Regions from separate parts of the Homo sapiens genome. Here region 2 is linked to region 1. A link is a loop called in an ENCODE intact Hi-C map of the cell type or tissue named here. Cell type or tissue: ascending aorta. All regions are shown on one strand.

Evidence for each region. Hi-C counts contacts between places; a loop is a spot of excess contacts. Peaks named below come from ENCODE experiments on the same cell type or tissue, not always from the same donor. Only the 100,000 strongest peaks of a DNase experiment are listed, where the experiment ranks them.
Region 2: it touches region 1 in a loop (3-fold over the local background); 1 of 110 quality-filtered maps calls a loop at or near these places.

What each region holds. Positions count from the first base shown.
Region 1 is chr2:98,268,224-98,270,723 of GRCh38, forward strand. VWA3B (von Willebrand factor A domain containing 3B) reads left to right here. Exons shown (of 28, transcript NM_144992.5): 22 at 2,459-2,500. Among named protein-coding and RNA genes, the nearest start is that of CNGA3, 77 kb to the right of the region's middle. In ascending aorta, a CTCF peak has its summit at 1,145 (motif pointing left); a DNase peak (open chromatin) is centred at 1,858; H3K27ac peaks cover 1,864 bases.
Region 2 is chr2:98,148,213-98,150,712 of GRCh38, forward strand. The region is part of intron 7 of VWA3B (von Willebrand factor A domain containing 3B); the gene reads left to right. Among named protein-coding and RNA genes, the nearest start is that of VWA3B, 62 kb to the left of the region's middle. In ascending aorta, no CTCF peak of the experiment used is centred here; a DNase peak (open chromatin) is centred at 1,269; H3K4me3 peaks cover 1,260 bases; H3K27ac peaks cover 1,771 bases.

The DNA.
Region 1 (2,500 bases):
AGAGACACAACAAAAAAAGAGAATTTTAGACCAATATCCTTGATGAACATTGATGCAAAAATCCTCAATAAAATACTGGCAAAATGAATCCAGCAGCACATCAAAAAGCTTATCCACCATGATCAAGTGGGCTTCAACCCTGGGATGCAAGGCTGGTTCAATATATGCAAATCAATAAAATCTATTCTTTAAGTTCACTGATTCTTTCTTCTGCTTAATCACATCTGCTGTTGAACCCCTCTAGTGAATTTTTCAATTCACTTATTGTATTCTTCAGCTCTAGAATTTCTATTTGGTTCTTTTTTATAGTTTCTGTCTCTTTGTTGATATTCTCATTTTGTTCATGCATCACTTTTCTGAGTTGTATTTGTTGTCTCTGTTTTCTTTTAGCTCATTGAGCATCATTAACATTGTTGTTTTGAATTATTTTTCAGGTAATTAATATATCTCCATTCCTTTTTTTTTTTTTGCTTTGTAATTAGTATATTAAGGAGACTATATATTTCAAGAATTGCTTAAATTCTGATACCCAGATTTAAGCATGTGAACATATGAGACTCTTAAACATACAATTAAAGCTATTCATCATAATTTGCTATACTACCAACATTACTTTGGAGCGTAAGTCAAATGGTTTAAAGTAATCCTGTAACATACCTAAAGAACACCTTCCTATATTATGCATGCAAATTCTCCACGTAAAGGTCTTTTCACTTTAATTTCTATGTTACCCAGCTCTGAAGTCACTACTCAGGCTTATCATGGTCCACAGACAAGAAGGGGGGCAAATGACCAGGACTGGTCAAGAATATATCTCCATTTCTTTGGGACCAATTTCTAAAGATTTATTTTGCTCATTTGATTGGGCCATTTCCTCATATCTTTGTGTGCTTTTCCCTACATTTTTTATGCCTTATGATATTTAGTTGATAATATGACATTTGAAAAAACAGCTATCTCATCCGATTTTCACAAACTGGCCTCTTACAGGTGAAGGGCTTCACCAATTATCCCAGCTAGAGATTTGGGGGACTCTCTGAAACCTTTTCTGGGGATGTGTCTTCTCTGGGCTTGTGTGTGTAATTTCCCAGTGAAAAAGATTTGCCCGTTTCTTTCAGGAGCCTGTAATATCTTGTTCCCCCTGGTGTCTCTCTGAAGTACTGCAGTATCTCCAATGCTGTAACAAGCTGTGACACTCATTTCTGTTCTCAGAGGTCCCAACCTGACCTGCAAAATATGCCACTGTTCTCATCAGCATTCTGAATCAGGCAAGACGGAAACCTATTTCTTCAGAAGTCCCCCAAAACACAAGAATTTTGAATGTGCATTCCACTCTCTTCTCCAAAGGAGGAGCCAGGATTGGGGAGCTTTCTTCCAATTGCATCACATTGTTTTGGGGAGGAGGGGAGGTTAGGGCAGGCAAAATGCAACAAGCTTTCTTACTCTCCTTCATGCAGCTTTTCTTGGGTTTGTACTTGTCTGAGGTGCCACAACCTCTTCATTTGTTTCTGGAATTCTCGCAAAGGCGATTTGGTTCATATATTGTTAAGTCAGTGTCTCTGTAGGGGAATGAGGGCCTGGGTTTTTATTCCACCATCTTGCTGACATCATTCCAATAAGAATGTTTTGCTGTCTTCTGGGTACGAGTTTGTTTGTGGATGGAGTCCTGTGATTGTGCTGAGTTTAGACTGTTCTCTTCCAAAATCCAACATCTAAATAAATAAGTGATGCTTTCAGCAATAAGAGTGATAATCATGAATTGTTTTCTTTCTCCCTACCCATTCCATTCTAGCAGTGTCTGACTCAGAAGCAGCTCAGACTGGAAACAGAATCCAGGACCTGGGCCATCACACCACACTAGCTTCCCCTGGAGTCCCACCGCCTGCTTATCAGCCATAGAAAGTTTGGCTTCTGTTCTTTATGTATCAAAACAGCAAAGCCAAATAGTTTAGACTTATTTAGGCTTGCAAAGAGGAAAGAAGATAAAAATAGCTAAAATGAGCTAGTATAAGAATTACTGCACTGAGGCAAATATTTGGGTTTGTTTTGCTTTGCTTTGTTTTTCAGAGTCACTGCTAGGCATACTTGTGTGAAATCTCTTTGAAGCCCATGTTTGGTTCTGCCAGATGTCAGGCTCCAAATACGGAGAAAAAAAAATGCTGAAAATTTTATGTGTATCATACTTCTTTAAAATCAGATAACCTAATGAGGTAATAGGGAAAAGTGCCTACCATAATTCACAGAGATGGTTATTTCTAACCTTTGCAAGCTACCAAAGTCCTGATAGAGCAGAGGGCATGGCTATGATGCTGTCATCTGACACCTGACACTAGCTTCAACAGATGTTTCTCAGGGGAGAATTTCTTAGGAAACCATCTTACCATATTTTTTTATTATAGTCATTTTCTTTGCTTTTTGTTTCTTCCTCTGTTTGTTTGTTTGTTTCTTTGTTTTTTAGGTTAGATGCAAACAAACCAATACAGTACTTGGAAAACAAAAC
Region 2 (2,500 bases), 120 kb before region 1:
TTAAGACAATATAATTCACACCCATTTCACAGAACCTGAATTAGCATAAAAATAGTATCTCATTGTTTCCATCTGAATTTCTTTGATGAAGAAATTCGTGTCAATTAGTATTAAACAGTAGTGAAGTTGAACATTTTTGGATTTGTTAACTTCTTTTGTAAACTGCCTGTTTGTCTATTACCCTTTTACTTGCGGGGGTCTTGTGTTTCTTATCACATTGTGTGAACAGTCTTTGGTGTATTACATATGGATAATTTATGTTGGTCATTGTGTTCCTTTTCATTTTGGCTGTTTTTTATAGGCAACCATAAAATTTGCACAGTAACTGTAATCTATAAATCCTGCAGTTCCTTCGTAACTGTATTTCTTCTCCTTTTGGTTCTTTATTGCCTGAGTTTAAAACAAAAGCAAAAATTGTTTTGGTCCTTCTAGATTTATTTTGAAGTATGGTGTGATGTGGGAATATAAATGGATTTTCCCTAAAATATGTAACAACTGCCTTCACACCACTCATGCACCCTTTCTCCACTGACCTCTGTGCTACCCTTTGTAATATATTATATTCTTCTATATGACACTTGCTCCTGGACCATCTGCTGTGCTTCAGGGCTCTTTCTCTTTCTAGTCTGAGGTTGGTCATGACCATTTGACCATGATTTGTTTTTCCACCTACCCTTATATTTATCATAGATGTGAAGAATGGGCTTCACGTTATCCAAATAAACGTTCATCTTGAATGTTGCTTGCTGGACTGACTCTTCTAAGGGGAGTGCACATGTGTGCTTGGTTTCTGTGCTGTCTCATTCAAGGCACACTATTTTTCTCATAGTATTTACTGACATTCTAAGCTTTTTGGGTTTTGCTCCAAATACATTTTTCTTCTCTCTTCTTTGGTTTATTGACATAATTTGGTTAGCTCCAGTGATATACTTTGAAAGAAAAAAGATTGAGCTGTATCAGCAGTTTGCTTACTGCAGCTTTGCTTTTTGGTGTATTAAAGCCTTAAACATTTTGAAACAATAATATTATTGTTACTGGTGGAGGGCGTCCAGGTCCTTGGCATTTTGAAGAAAGAATTGGACAAAACTCACAAACAAAGCAAGGGAAAAATGAAGCAACAAAAGCAGGGATTTATTGAAAACGAAAGTACCCTCCACAGGATGTGAGCTGGCTGAGCATAGGGGCTCCAGAGCCCAGTTACAGAATTTTCTGGTGTTTAAACACCCTCTAGAGGTTTCTCATTGGCCGCTTGATGTACACCCCATGCAAATGAAGTAGTGGCCTGCAGTCAGTCTGATTGGTTGTGGAAAGAAACCAGTCAGAAGCTGACATGAAGTTGCAAAGTTTACACCTTATGCAAACGTTTGATTGATTGTGGAAAGCAACCAGTCAGAAGTACTTTCAATTTTCCATCCGCCAGGCAAAAAAGGTGTGTGAGGGTGGGGTTTGCAAAGGGAGTACCTCTGGTTCTTCTGTTACTTAGGTTTGGAAAGTTGGGGTTTCCTTTTGATTTAGTTCTAGGAAGTCACTGTGAATCGGCCTTAGGTTCCCTGCCTCCAGACCCTATTCCCCCGCCTCATTATCAATTATCAACTGGAGATTTAAAAAGCTATAATTGTTTTTGAAAGTTTTCAAAGTACTTTGGACTGCTCTAACCTAAATTACTAAAGCCTAGATAAACAGATAGATGCATTGCTACAAGTTCTGATTTCATTTAATTTTGATGTTTGATACTCATTGGTAAGTAGATATTTGTATGAATCTTCATTTCTTATAATGAGTTTGATAAATAAATTGTAAGGGTGTCTGCAAATAAATTAGTTATATATGAATTATTATCAACTTTTAGGCCTCATATTTTAGGATAGTTCCTTATATCAATGCTTCTTCTGAGGAAAACAAAAAGTAGTTGTAGGCTGAGAGCAATTTTATCTCCTTTGTTGCTTCATTGTAAAGGCAAAAATAGATGTATCATCATGTAAAAGTATTTATTTATTCTGTGCTTGCTTTAGATTCCTATAGGTACATTAATTCCTTGGAGGGATTTCTCCCGAAAGTTTTTTCTGTGTTTGTTTTTCCAGGACTGCTCTTTCCAGGTGATGGAAAGCTTTTCCAGTGTTTTGACTCTGACAACGTGAGCCGCTTAGGTGGTGCATTAGGTAGTGCATTACATTTTACGTTTTTCTTATATTGTCCTTCAGGAGTTCGTGGTCATTCTTCTTTGACTATAAAGAATATGAAGGCAGAGGACAGGAAGCAGACTCAGGTTCATAGCACCTGCTGAGTCAGGAGCCCTCTGAGCACTTGTGCAGAGGTGGCTCTGATGTGATGGTGGTGCCTGCCCACTAGGGATCAAGTGAAATTGCCTCGAACCTTGATTCTGTGGCTTGGTGGTGTCTAAAGACCCTTTTGCCCAATTTCTGTGAACTTCTAGAGCAGGAGGCATACTCTTCTATTCCCATCACCCTCTGGGATCCTGTGCCTGCCTACATGGTGTCTG